3 separate regions of the Homo sapiens genome follow, and all the other regions are linked to region 1. The links are chromatin loops, found by intact Hi-C in ENCODE. Cell type or tissue: IMR-90. All regions are shown on one strand. Region 1 holds the start of LOC124901597 (a long non-coding RNA gene). Region 2 overlaps HDAC9 (histone deacetylase 9). Region 3 overlaps HDAC9 (histone deacetylase 9).

Region 1 (5,000 bases):
ACAATAAGGTTTTAAATATTTGTTACCCATATATTAAGACGATATATTCAATGAACTGTGCTGTGGCTCTTCTTTTAGATGCAACACTATCCCTAAATCTCTGTTAAATTGACATTATATCTGGCTTATGTTATTATATAGCCACCCATATAGCTCTCTACTTTAAACAAAATTTAAAAGTCAGGGTATTTTCTTCCACAATATTAAATCCAATTTTACTGTGAGGGTTTATCTTATTCCTTTTTGGGCTTCCTACAGGCATAATCAGAAATGAAATATAGTCAGTGATCATATTAGCTTTAAGGATTGACAATTTTTAAAATTTCCAGACCAGATAAACAGGCTCTTTCTCTCTATAGCATTTAATCTCAATACCCATCCAGTCATTCCTAGCCTTGATTTATTGTTACCTTTGGGTGCATATCATATTATTTGGTTGTAGCTCACAGAGGTCCTGGTCACTGAGGAGCATCAGATCCTGCCTCTCTAGGTTTTCCCGTCCTTGTAGAAATACTCGGTCAAACCCCAACACCCAGATTTGGCTGTGCGAAGCTCTCCTTTGGGACTGCTATGCCTCCATTTTCTAAACATAGTACTGGACAAAAACAGCCCACATTTCTCTTCTTTTGTTCCTGAAACTTAACACCAATCAAAGAATTGTTACTATTATTGAAAGCAAACTTGAAGCAGAAACCATCTTCCTACCACAAATTTAGCAATGACAAACAAGTCCTTCAGAGAGGTCTGTGGATGCACCCCTAATGGAGTCAGCACTCCATTCCTGGGGAAGAATCCTGACATCCAGAGCAATATTTACAAAGTGTTCTTATAAATCTCGTTTGCACATTATGATGGAGGAAATTTCTATTAGCTTCTTGCTAAGGTTGCCTTTTGCCTCATTCCGCCACTGACTTCTCTCCCTACCCTTCATCAACGCACACCTTTTGAAACTTCTAACTTTGTAACCTAGAGACTCCCTTCTTCCTCTTCCTTCTCTCCCCGCCGTACTACGTGAAACTTAAAACACATCTCATAGATCAGTTTTCCTTCTCTGATGTTAGGCACAGTCCACGACCCGGATTTTCAAATAGCCCAGGCTGGAGTCTGCAACATTTAATCCAATCAGCTATTAAATGTCCTCTGGCTAAATCAAGAGTATAAGAAAGAATCCATAGCGGGATAATGATACCAAGAGCAGTTTGGTGGAGGGAAAGGAGGCTAGGAGGGGGCAGATAACTCCAGGGATCCTTTGATTGGAAAAATCCTGTTTTTAGAACTCCTGTCAGAGTAACAACAAAGCAAAGAAACATGAAAGAACAACTCTTTGTTCCAGGATATGGTTTTAATGAAATACTACTAACACACACACACACACACACACACACACACACACACACACACCCCTACTATTAATAACCGCTTCAGAGACTCCGCTTTCCTTTACCTATTAGGGACTAGGAGGCTCTGTAACGTGATCCTCTCCCCTCTCCCCCTTTCCAGCTGCCTCCTTCCCTCCCCAATTAAGCCAAAGTGGTTGTTCTGATGAGCCCCGGCCCGCACAGAACCGCAGGCTGAGGCTTCCCCCGGTGTACTGGCTCCCTACCCCAGCACGAGCCTTTTCTGGGCAGAGCCAGGCCCATGGGACTTGGCTGTGAGGACCTCATCTTCTAGTTTCCGAAGGCAGGCAACCCCCACCTTAAGAGCAAGCTCTTCTGGTCTCCGGCTAGGGGCCTTCTTAAGACCCTAACAAATGTGGCATCAGGAGGATGGCGTGCCCAAAGTATGCCTGCCTTGGCTTCCTACTGACCCTGCTCTGCGCTTTTTTGTTGACTTAACCACCCAGAGGGATTGCAACTAAGACAGCAAACGGGGTTGGGGGTAGGGAAGGAGAACGAAGAAGCAGGGGGTGGGGACCGCCAGAGAAAAAGCAACAGCATTTGGGAAGGGGGGGAGCAACCTTTTAGGCAGCGGGGACCAGGCATTTTAGCAGCCGCATCTGTCATCTGTAGCAGTGGACAGATAAAACCGTCCCTGATCAAAGAGATTCGTTCATAAATCACCCGTAAGAAATGGATTGTGAGGAATAAAAGACACGTGTCGAATAATCTCGACCCTGGAGTCTGCTCGCCGCCAGCGCGGTTCCCAGCGCCCCCTCTTTCCATAAACGCGCTGCGAGCGAGCTCGTGTCCCAGCTGGGAATGTCTGTGGGGGAAGGACTCTTCTTTCCGATCCTCTCTGCCCCCCATTCCTGCCATTCCCCGGCCTCGGTTTCAGAAGCCGACTGGGCCAATCCCTGTTCGGGATTTCAGGAGATTTCAATACAATCGGTTGATTCTGAGTTGACCAAGGAAAGAGCAGGAGGGAAGTTGGCGTGTTTTCTGAGGCGACAAAGTTGCTCTCTTGGGATCGAGGATATCTGCCCTCCAGGTCCCCTCTTAATGTTCTCGTCGCCCTAACGATCTTTCCTCCGAGAGGACTCGGACATTTACAAAGAGTTGCTGTGCAAACGTAACGCAGGCGGGAGAGTTCAGCGAGAGCTAAAATTGGCTGGGCGGGAGTTTTCTGTTCCGGGTTTTGCAAGTTTCGAAGGAACAGCGGTTTGCAATCAGGTTTCCGTCCTGGAGTAATATCTAAGGAGCGACTGTTGTTCTCTACACGAGGACCTAGTGGATTCTCTTTCCCCGCCTTCCACCTCCTAAGCCCCAGACTCTCGCACCTGCTTCTCCTGGTCGAAAAAAAAACAGGCAAAGGCGAAGGTCCCGTCCCGTGTGCTAAAAGCCCCGGCCAGCTGTTCCGAGGACTCCAGAAAAGCGTATTGGGTTTAGAAGCGCTGTAGCCTGTCTCCAAGAAGGTAGTTGACAATGCTAAGAAAAATTTTGAGATTTGTATAGGAAATTTACAGCGAAAAGTGCCCCTTACCCCTTACTTTACTCTCAGTTTTGGCATCCTCCAGATAAGTAGGATTTTGCATATAATAGGTGTTTATGGTTCCAGGAACTGCACTTTGATCTAGGATTTTGGGGGTGGAGTGTCTAAAGGGTCTCTAGACGCTTGTCTGATTTGAATGCTTTTCAGGATGATTTATGGCAAAAGGCTCATTTCTGACACTTCCAGATGTCAAAGCTCTTACCTTCCAAGAAGGGATGAGGGAAACTTGCTTCCCATAGCCATGAGGATGGGAGCCCGCGCGCCTAATACGCCTGCCTGCCGGTCTTCCTAAACTGACCCTGCCTACGGGCGTCCATCTGGAGCCGCTGATAACCTTTCCCCGCCTTCCAGCTCAGGAGAGGGGAGGGACTTGCTTTTTATGACGGCAAAGCTACAGAGGGAAACTAAGTCACTCGCCTGCAAAACGAGGTTTTTTCTGTAACTTTATTTTGTGCAGTTAACCACCTGCTCCCTGCCCCGTTGGTGGTTTGGCTTTAATGCGATTTGACCCCCAGATGTGAAGCTGGGCAGAATAAACCCTCCGTTGGGTCCCTGGTGGTGTCAGCCTCCGGCCTCAACCTCTAGCCGCCGAGGAACGGATCGCAATCCTGGTTCCCGCGGGGCGGAGACCCGCGCAGCGTTCAGAAGCTGCCGGGGACTCAGGGGGAGGGGGCGATGTCTTTCCGAAAGCTCCCTGCAGGCTCAGGACCGCGAGGTGAGGCCAGGAAAAATAACCCTCGCGACTCAATTACTGCGAGCTCCACCGTGAAGCTGAAAAGCTGAAATGTGCGCCGCGGCAGGGGGGCAGGTCAGACAGGGCGGACGCTCGGGCGATTTTAGGGGACCCATAGGGCCAGCTGAGCTGAGAACGCGCTGAAGGCAGTTGTCAACCTGAAGCTAAAGGTGGGGCAGACCCTCAGTAGCTGCCGCGGACGCGTTTCTCAAAGGAAACGGGGTTTTCCAGTTCTTTCTCCTCCTTTGAAATGTAATAGATTGGGAACGGGGAATGGGGGGATTTTGTTTTCTTTTTTCTTTCTCAAAGTGAAGGCAAATTAAGGAAGGAATTGGCTGCGGAGACTTGGAGAGCAGCTGTTAGGAGGGTCTAGTCCAGGGCATTGCTTATACAGGAAGGTGTACCCCGGAGTGATATTCTGGTTATTTGCTTAGAATCCTATAAGACAGGAAATCTGTAATATTTGGGGAACAGTATCTGACTGTTTCAGTCTTTTCTGATGAGGTTACAGACTCCCTTCTCTTTTCAAGTCCTGTAGATGTTAGTAACTTGAAGGTCAGCCGTTTGCCTTCCCAGTTGAAAAATAAGTGCGATTTCCCAGGTGAAATAAATTAATTAATTCGAGACCCTTTAAACAAATTTATTTTCCAATGCACAAGTTTTCCTCATTCTTTATAATGTTACAAAACAAGGAACCAGATCAGAGCTTATTGGTGTGTGTAGAACCGATCCTGATTTGATAAGCTTAATCATATGACAAAGGTCTACTAATTATTCCCTCCTCTCTCTCAAAAGACACCCAGAAAGGTTTTTGAAAGTCTCTGCCTTTTTCCTAAAGTTTGATTACTACTTCAAAAGACTCAGGTCACCTCTTGCCTTTTCTGTATGTACATCTTCAAGAGCATAAAAATATTAAATAAAAAAAACTTTCCCAACTTCAAACCTATCAAATGTTTAACAGCTGAAGGATATCATCTTTAGGAGGCAGGCCAAAATGTCAATAAAAAATTTAATTGTTTCTGAAACATATGTGAGCACTTACAAGACCCAAAATGTGATACTAAGTATTGATATTAAGAGGAAACCTTACAATATACTTTCATATTTGCTGGTCAAGACCTTATACCCCCAAAATGTTCCAGAAACCACAGAAATTTTTATTCTTCCTGACAGGGTTTCTAAAACTAGCTTGAGCAACAGGTTGGTGGCCAAAGGGGTCACCTGTATTTTGTGTAAGGAGAAATTAGTGTTGAACTTCTATATCTTTGTCACTTGTTTTCTGTATAAAACTGTGATATCTGTAGTAGCAAATAATATTTCATTGTGGAATGGGGAGATG
Region 2 (5,000 bases), 210 kb after region 1:
CTTTCTCTGAGTACATACCCTTTCTCTGAGTTTGTAACTTAGATAAAATGAGATACTGCCTCTCTCAATATTTCTTTATAAAACTCACAGTATTTTGTGGTCAAAGGAAACGCCTTCAGAAATAATATGTTCTCTTAATTACTCTCCTTCACATACCTCAAACACTATTAACATGAGGCCACTCATTATTTTTCTGAAAATATAACATGCTTTTAGAATTTTTAAAATATTTATGTAAAAAATTTTTAGCTATTTGTTCCATTTGGCTGTGTACCACTCATCTTTTTATGCCATATACAAGTTACCTTGTCAGTGAGGTCTTTACTCAACCAGGTAATCTGATGTACTTCTTCATCTATGTTCCCATAGAATATTATTTTACAAATATATTGTCATAATTGTGTATGTGTCTGTCTTAATAGACTATGAATGCTTCCCCAATGTTAAAAACTCAATAAATGTTTTAAAACAAAACAAATAAATCAATGAATGATTCAATCATTAAGAAATAATTCCACCAAGAAATGTCTAAAATGGTGCTTTACAAGGTCAGTTGCCATGTATGACTTTATGGTCCAGAGGAGATGATTAAAGAAATGTGTGAAATATATTTTACTATTCATGCATATACAAAAATGTATTTGTTCCTGAAGAGATTGACTTATAGGGAACATTTTAAAAGTGACAGTAAAAAACTGTGTCTAGAAAGATCACACATGGACACGATATTTAAAAGCATTGGATCCATGCATGGTTCCCTGGTGGCAAAGACCCTTAGCTGAAATGGAGGGATTTTTTTTTTTTTTTTTAAGTAACCATATTTTAAAAGAGCAATTAGATAGAGAAAACATAACATTTGTTTTATAACCACTTTTAAAACTTCATTATACTCATTCTACACATATAATGAGTAGCAAATAAAATCTTTAAGTAGACTCCAATTCTTAAAATATTATGTAGAGAATTATAGCCCATTATTCACCCTTTTAGGTTGCCAAATCAAGCAGTTTAGCAAGATCTTCTCCAGTAAAACATGGTTGAATTGATATGACCTACAAATATGATTATTAGATATTCTGCAGAAAAAGGTAGCAGAGCAAACAGGAAGGATCAGAAACCTCCGCATAGCATTCTTTAAACAATTTTTAGTAAATTGTAACACTGCATTTTAGGAGTCACATTATTTTTATTTATTATCTTATAGCTATATTCTAAGAAAACAAAGGAAAAAGTTATAAAGTCCTAGAGTTTTGACAAATCATAAATTCTTCCAAGTCTTTGTTTAGATTTTCGAGAATTATTCAATAAGCGATCATTTGAAAGGCTTTATTACCTTTTCTTCAAAAGTCATCTTTAAATCAGATGTACACATTTCTTAACCACACTCTGTTACAAATAATTATGTAGAAAAATGTCAGTAAAGCTATTTCTGAAAAATTCAGTCAGACCAGATTTTTTCAGCCATTATTTTCCCCAAATTTAATTAAATTTTTTTTCTATTTTTAAAATTTATTATATTCAGGAAATTCAAGGAAGATATAGGTTGTGGTTTTAAACTAGAAAAAATGAGCATATGCATACTCTAGACTTAATGAATACATATTGCTAAATCCTTTACAATGTCATTGTATGCAGAAGTAGTTCAAAACACCTTATTTTTCTGTGTTCATGTTTATGGTCTCAGGAATTGAGAATGAATTTTCCTCAGTGGAAAATTTAGAGTTTATTTACCTTCACTATTTCTCCATAGATACCCATTGTAGTAAAAGTTTCAACAGTGGAATTTGCAGTGTGAAGGAATTGGGTCTGAGACAATGTTCTTGCTAGTTCTCTAACAAGCCAGGTCCACAGGAGTGGCGTGTGACCCGATGTCACTATCTTTAACAAAATGGCTTTTGCACAAAAAGAAAGACCTTTATACCTAAAAATAAAATCTTATAACACATTGTTAAAATTATTTAGTCTGGCATGGAGTTTTATTAAGCTTTGTGTTATTCATGAGGGACAAAGAAGATCATGCCCAAGAATGAAAAAGAAAACACTTAATGGGGTCTGGGCAGTTTTAACAGCATAAGTGAAATACAACACCAAACAGGATGTCTCTCTTCCTTTGAACTTGAGGCATTCCATAGACCCTAAGCTACTGAATTCTCTGGTTAGTTATGTGGTGCCAGACATTCAGTGGCACTTAATGAAGATAAGTTTCTACCTTGTGCTTTTAAAGGTAATGGTGAATGAATCCTGCCTGACCAAATTGAGTGTTTCTTAAAAGTTACTGTAAAGTTGGAAAAAATATACATATTTTTCTTGGCTCTTAAAGTGATTAGTCTCTTTTCTATGTTTTTATGATCAAATGCTAATAAATCTTCAAATTAGTAAGCAGAAATATTTCTATATTTTTATCTTAAGCATAAATATAAATATTTGTCCATTTTTGAAACATAAATAAGACTCTAATGGAAAATAAAATTTACATTTAAACGTCAACAGATCATATTTCATAAAATAGTTTCTTCCTTCATAAATAACACTTGGAATTTAATGTACATTAGGAAAAGTATCTTCTTGATGTTTCCCTTCGGCATTAATGAAAACTGCAGCTGCTCCTTTTTGAGATTTTCTTGATTATCCAAATAAACAAATGTTTTCTTTATGCTTGTATAGTCAAGGAATACAAAATCCACACCTAAGAAACTGCTACCTCTCCCTTTTGGAAATATGTCCATTTAAAAAGTGGTTAATCATGATTAAATAATGACTTATTGTTACTAAGCTGCATTTCAAGTCTCTAAACAGGAAACTCTTGGAAATTGAGTATAACAAGAAGCTTAAAGCCTCAGATCAAATGCGAACTCCAACTGTCTAACCTTACAAGAGAATAGACAGCCAAAGAGAGCTGTTCGATGCTAAGGGAAACATGCTGCCCTGCTGTTTTTTATTTTTAAATCTCAGCATTAACTGAAAGTATCAAGTCAAAACTTTCTTCTTTCATAAAAAGATAACACTCATATTCAAAGGAGGAGTACACTCACCTAATAAGAATTTAAAGTGACTCACTTCATGAGCTGATCTTTAGAATAGGATTTAGTGACTCACTTTTGTAATCATGCTCTCGTCCTTTTGATTAACAAAAATCAGAACTCTTTCATACTATCAATTCCAAGCATCCTCCTCTCTTATTATCACCTTCTAGCTTTTCAATTTACTCTCTTTACTGCCACACTGCAGTATTTCTAGGATCTACAATCCATTGATCCTACCAATTTTTCATTTCTCTTATAATCTACATTGTCTCACTTTCCTTTTAAACCAGTTTAAAATCCTTAGTACATCAGATAATCACTTGTCTCTTTTACTCTAACTCAATCCTGGTTACATCCAGCTCTCTGCCTAGCGGGGCCTGAGCCCTATCGAATATGGCTGGTGAAATGGTATTGTTATTTGACATAGTTATTCTGACTGGTCTCACTTTAAAGTTATATGTGAAATTTACATGGGCTCATAAGTTGTTCTAAGCTATTTTCCGCTAGTAGATCCCCTTTTTCACTCCTGTAGATAATTATGCCATACCTTCTCTCATGTTTTCAAGCCTCCAAAATGTTCTTGCCCATTCGAATTCTCAGTGATTACCTTTGTTCCTGTTTCACTGAGAAAAAAGTCAGAAGCACACTTCATATATCTCCCACCATTACACCCATCACCTGCCAGCATCTGGACCCACATACTCTGCTTTTTCAACTGCTCCTGTGGATAAATTCTCCTGTATCTAAGCCCAAGCCTTCTACCTGTGTCCTAGAACTCAATTCTTTCACAAATTCAAGAACATTTGTATAGCAATTCTCTCTTCTTTTTACAGCAGCATCAATTTTCCCTCTCTACTAGAAGATGACCAGCATCACATAAATATGCTGTCATTTTATTAAGATTATTTTTTCAAGTACTCATCAGACCCTTTCCTCCCTCTACCTACTGCTCCATTGATCTCTTCCCCGTTAGAATAAAATTCCTCAAGAGCAGCAGTCTATATGTGCAGTCTACAATTTCTCTCCTCCAATTTCTCCTCTAATCAGGCTTTTAACTCATCAAACTCCTTATCTTGTCTAGGTCAGAAGTGGCCTGCATGTTACTGAATCTAGTGGTCAGTTTTTATCTTACTTGACCCTTTAAGGACATTTGATAGAGCTAATGGCTTGTGCTCCTCTTTGAACGGCTTGCCTCCATTGGGCTACAGGACAGCACACTCTGCCAGTGAAAATCAATCAGGCTTCATATGGCTCCCCCTCATGGCTCCAATGTCATAATGTTAGAGTGTCCCAAGCAACAGTCTTTGCATCTCTTTTCTACCTACACTTGTTCCCTAGGTGATCTCATCTGGGCTTACGGCTTTAAATAGCGTCTATATGCTGATAACAACTAAATTTAACTCTCAGCTTAAACCTTTTTCCACATCTTTCCCCATTTCAGTTCAGAGCCACTCATTCCTCTCTGGTGCCCAGACCCAAAACCCTGAAGTCATCCTTTACTCCATTCCCACCTTCTGATCTTCTCTCATACCCAATCCAGCCTGCCAGCAAATCCAGTTCACTCACCTTTAAAATAAATCAAACTATGACTACTTTTCCCCACTTCTATCACCCTTTTCTCTTGAACATCTCATACTTGCCTTCTTCTTCCTTTGGCACTGTGGGCTTGGTCCTGCCTCAGGGCTATTGCCCTTTCTGTTCCCCATGCCTACAATGTTCCTCCCTATGATAGTTTCACAGCTTGCTCCTTTATCACCTTCAGCTCTTCAGGCAAACATCATTTATAAGTGAGGCCATTTCTGATCACCCTTTTAAAAATCACAAACCTCCCTTGTCCCAGCAAAATCTGACCCTTTCCCTGCGTTCATTTTATTCATGAACTCCTAATGTACTCTATGTTTGCTTACTTATTTTGCTTAGGCTTTAACCACTAGACAATGCTCCCCAAAAGAACTTTCAGTGACGATGCAAATGTTC
Region 3 (5,000 bases), 440 kb after region 1:
TAATATGAAGGAATATACTAACCAAAATATGTTGGTGATAGGGAGTGTTCCTATTATAGCTATTTGTCAAATTATCAGAAGGACTTTCATTATGTGGAAAACTTTTAAACTTTCTAACTTCTAGTTATGTTAATTTAATTTGAATGGAGACTTTTTAAAAAAGGATAATGTATCTTTAGCAGTAACATTTTTAAAGAAATATTTTTAAATGTCACAGCAAAATGTAAACAACACGTGCCAATAACATACAGTTGAACAATGTCTACATTTGGCAAAACTGCTATATCTCCTTTGAAATAGGATACTACACCTTGAAATACCTCGGATTTAGAAATATAAATATTTTAATAGAAAAAACCTCACAAAGATTCTAGGTCAATTTGGATTATCCATATTAAAGGGGTCTTAATACAACGAACCTTTAACTAGCTTAACAAAAGTAAACCTATAAAACAAGGTAAACATATCAAAAGGGAATATGAAGGAAATGTTCCAGTGAAAAGCTTCCGTAACAATTTCCCTACTTGTGGTGTTATTTTCTTAGACAATAAATCAATTCATAGAGTGCCCTTTAAAAACAGAAAGAGTAAAGCACTATCCTCAGATTTTTTTTCCTACATTCCTCAGTACATGAATCACTTGGACTTCCTGTTTCCACAAGGCATTTCCTGTTCACCCTCACAGAATCACTTTTCTGTAGGAGAACAGCAGGAACCTGACAAAGAACTGACTTGAATAAACAGTGTCTTCTGTTGCCTTCAAAGTTGTTTGTATTTTATAGCATCAAAGGACATAGTCCTCCTGAAGGTGCATTATATACAAGTAAATTTTTTTGTTAAACCTATCTTTTCTAATTGTTATTTGCCAGAATGTTACGGTATATGCCCATGTCATTATGGAATTATACTTAAGAGATTCTAGTGACAATATAAAATATGATACACCTTCTTTTCAAACTGATTTTGACTTGATATCAGATAATATTCATCCTGTTACTGTGTTTTTTGCAATTGTAGACACAATATTGTATCTGATTGGACCATAATGCTGCACATTACTTCTCACTAACATTTGCATCTGCTTCATTTGCTCTTTTTTGATAGACAGTGTCATCAAATTACACAAAATAAAAGTAAAATGAGCAGTGCTATGTGAGACATAATCTAATATTTAAAGTAGTGCTGCAATTTGCATCTATATATTTAAAACCACCTGTATTCCTAATATGTTCAATTGCAACCTACACAATAACCTAGGACTACTGGCATGGTGACCAGAACATTTCTACTTAACTAAAAAAAGAGAGAGGAAGGAAGGGGCAGACTACCTTTAACAGTGTTCAAGACTATAGTATGATACATTATGTACAGTGATGTGAAAATTAAATTCTAGATGTTGCAAAAAATCAAAAACTAATCGAATGCTTCATTGATCAGACTGGGAGACTATCCAGCAGTCACTGATCTCAACACATAAACTCAAAATAACAGTGAATTTGTTTTCTTTAGAAGTAATTGGTGTAGCAGGCTTTGGGATAAATTTAAAGCCTATTAACTGCTCAGATATTATGTATCATAATTTTAGTATAACAGGTATTTCCTTACCAGTGGATTTTCAATGAAACATTGATATCTATATAGAGATCAGTATATAGAAAGACCTCTATATAGATATATACATATATCTGCATTAGGTAGAATCCTTAAACACTGAACTCAAATCATAGAGAAATATAAACTGATAGGAAATCATATCCATTTACCAAACCTGCAATGCATTTCATGTTCAGATAATGACTTTAATTACAAATCCTGGAGCTAAATCTTTGCCTATTACCTGTTGCATAAAAGCAGCCTGCTCCCCAGATTCCATTTCCTGGATCTGAGCATCTTCATCACTGTCCACTGGTTCCTCCTTGACCTTCACAGCCCCAACTTGTCCCAGTGTGTCATCCACACAAGCACTGCTGTCGCTCCTAGTGCTGTTGCCACTAGAGGGCGCTCTGTCTTCCTGCATCGCCTGGTCCCCCTGAAGCTCTTCCTCTGCTTCCTCAAGGTGACTGCCTGGTTGCTTCAGTTGTTCAATAGATTTCGAAAGCAGCTAGAAGAGAGTGTTCAGGGGTTCAAAATTCAGTAGTTCTTCATGGTAACAGAGAAGCAAATTACACTTTGATTTCTAATAACTCATACACTGTGATTTCTAATCATTGAACATAAATTTCAGAATGAACTTGTAGGCAACAAGTTTCCTCAGTAATACTAAATCTAAAGTAGTCCCATTATTCCATATTGTATGGGTCCAGTAGGCAGTGAATAAGGTCTTTAAGTGTTGGATTGTTTTTTCTTTTTAATGGATCACTCTTTAATGCAGTTAGAACATGGTGTAGAAAAAGGTAAATAAACTATCCATGGAAACCCTGAAACTTTCAAAAGGACATGTTTTGAAAGTTGAACCTGGGAATAATACTTTTCTCAAAAGATAAAGGGGGTGATAAAAAATGTTGTCAATATCATTTTTCAACGAATGTTAAACGCTATGAAAGCCAGAACACAAATGCTAATAGTCTTTGTCTAATTTTCTTGTACCTATACAGAGAAACGACAGTCAAATGAAAAAGCATCTTCTTATATATATTTGTAAGAACTAGAAATATTTATTTTGATATTCTGAACTTTAAAGAGGTGTATGATTTAAAAAAAATTAACAATAAGATGTTTTATGAACAGACTCAAATGGAAATTAAATATTAGAAAAGAATCAGGAAATTATTTTTTAATTTGGAAATCATTATTTAGACATTTTATTTATTTTATAAATTAGATTGAACTTAGTTTTCAGAAGTCAATGAATTAACTGCTTAATGATTTTAAAAGATAACTGACAATATGCCTAACTTAAACAATAGCAAAATATCATAACATGAAAGCTCAATAAATGGGGAAAAAGTCTCAAGATTATTTTGTCTCACACTGGTCATTTGTTTTATTTCACAGTGGCCCTGTGGACCAAATCATCTGCAGACCTTGAACTGTGTTTTCAAGAGTTGCTAAGTTTTCTGCTAAGTCAGTGCCTATGTAAGCAACATGCCAATTATTGTAACTAGCAGCACACTTATAATACTACCACCATAAACATGAATGCAGATTTTTCTTTGTCAAATTCATGCTTACCTCCCACTCACACATAATTACAAAATACATGTTTTAAAATGTGAATACTTAAGTACTCAGACTTAGATGGACACCTCAGCCTCTTTAGGCTTATAGACTTTCCTGCAGTCCACGCAACCTCAAATGGCCCTGAACACACTAACAAAGTCCTTTGATTTCACTGTAGGTAGATTTATTAGGAATTTTCATTCATTTGTTCAACAAATATTTACTGAGTGCCAACTATGTTCAAGACACCATGCTAAGCATTAGAAAAATAGCCACTGCTCTGCCCTCATGGAGCTTTTAGTGAATGTCTTAGAAAGCTTCAAATACTTATTCCTATTTTCAAGTATGACAAAATGCTTTGAAGAAAGAAACACAAGGTGTTATAAGAGCACATACTGCTTGGCATAGCAGTGGAAATGGGGATTGTTAAGGGAGTTAAGCTGAGGAAGTGTTATATTTAGGTTTAGACACAAAGAATGAAGGATGGAAAGGAGTAAGTTACATGTGTGAGGGGTGGGAAGCAGGGGCGGAAATAAGGGTGGGGAGCATTTCTGGTAGAAGGCAGAGTCTGTGGGGACTTTGGATTGGAAAAGGAGACCAGCGCATCTAAGTCACCAAAAGGCTAGTGGAGTTTGAGAACCAGAGGAACATGCCGAAAGATAATGTTAAAGTAGATGATACAATTTATAATATATTTGGGTGAAGAGTAAGAATCTAGAGAAATAAAATATAACTTAGGAAAAACACATATAAGACCTAAATATCACCAAAGTAAGTCAGACAAGATCAAGCTAAGAAAACATATACCAATCAAAACTCATATCACAATGAAGAAATTTGAATATGAATTTCCTTTGTGCCTACCATCTAACATCCATTGTTACTGGGCAGTCGGGAGAAGGAGGACATTCATTTACTCATGGTTTAGATGACTTTAAGTATATTTTAGGAAACTATTTGCAGGACTTTTGTCCCAATTCTGAATACTAATCAGCTCTTCTTTTCTTTAATACATAGTACTTTGGACACTACTGAGATTCTGGAGAAAAGAGACCATATTATAGTCCTAAATTTTGACTACAAAGTTGTAGGAACCCATTTAATTGGCTGTTTAAGAAAGAATATGCAACAGCATAGAAACGAGCAAGATATTAAAGAAAAATTCCTAGTTTTGGCTGGGATGCCAGGAATAAGGACACTGGGTAACAAACATCCGCTCATTATTCAGAGAGAGAGAGGGACAGAGACTATCAGTCAGTGCTGCAACCCTTACTCATACCTCAGACTACAAATAAGAGCAGGTGAGGGGAGCTTGTGGGAAGAAGGGATTTATCTGAGAAAAGATACAAGCCAGGTGAAGGAGGCTGCAGGAGCCCATCAGAGAAACCAAATGTAAGAAGACTGGACAAATGCTCACTGAGCTGTAGAAACTCTCCCTCTCACTAACACAGCACAGCTGAAAAGTTACTGGGAACCTGCTCAGTAGAGCTAGTGGACCAATGACACTAAGGATTCAAGTAGATACCCGGAGAGGTGTTCAAAGGATCCTGCCAATAAGGGCCTCTTGAGGATAGCAGAAGAACTATACGGGATGTGTGGTCATGGAATAGGAACTGAGTACCGGATGAAAGATTAGCCAGAGAGCCAGTGTCCAGGAAATGCTATGTCGGAAGTCCCTGCTTACTGGGGGGTGAGGGGGAGGGAGGGCGCGACTTGGAACCTAGCTAGCTTCTGGATGTCTGACACTACAGGAAATATTCAATAACTAAGAGGAAGCCACAAATATCACCCACCAAGTAAAAAGACTCTTCTGTTGCGATTCTTCTCCTTCCTAATCCCTGG

Evidence for each region. Hi-C counts contacts between places; a loop is a spot of excess contacts. Peaks named below come from ENCODE experiments on the same cell type or tissue, not always from the same donor. Only the 100,000 strongest peaks of a DNase experiment are listed, where the experiment ranks them.
Region 2: it touches region 1 in a loop (2.4-fold over the local background); 3 of 110 quality-filtered maps call a loop at or near these places.
Region 3: a loop joins it to region 1, with 2.7 times the contacts of the local background. A loop is called at or near these places in 4 of 110 quality-filtered maps.

The regions. Positions count from the first base shown.
Region 1 is chr7:19,105,131-19,110,130 of GRCh38, reverse strand. It overlaps LOC124901597 (a long non-coding RNA gene), which reads right to left and starts at 3,203. Exons shown (of 3, transcript XR_007060241.1): 1 at 3,131-3,203. In IMR-90, no CTCF peak of the experiment used is centred here; a DNase peak (open chromatin) is centred at 2,560; H3K4me3 peaks cover 1,156 bases; H3K27ac peaks cover 958 bases.
Region 2 is chr7:18,893,627-18,898,626 of GRCh38, reverse strand. All of the region lies in intron 22 of HDAC9 (histone deacetylase 9), which reads right to left. The region is part of intron 1 of HDAC9-AS1 (HDAC9 antisense RNA 1); the gene reads left to right. Among named protein-coding and RNA genes, the nearest start is that of HDAC9-AS1, 5.9 kb to the left of the region's middle. In IMR-90, no CTCF peak of the experiment used is centred here; a DNase peak (open chromatin) is centred at 3,056; H3K4me3 peaks cover 193 bases.
Region 3 is chr7:18,663,313-18,668,312 of GRCh38, reverse strand. HDAC9 (histone deacetylase 9) reads right to left here. Exons shown (of 26, transcript NM_178425.4): 12 at 1,837-2,100. Among named protein-coding and RNA genes, the nearest start is that of HDAC9, 170 kb to the right of the region's middle. In IMR-90, a CTCF peak has its summit at 1,999 (motif pointing right); DNase peaks (open chromatin) are centred at 662 and 2,012.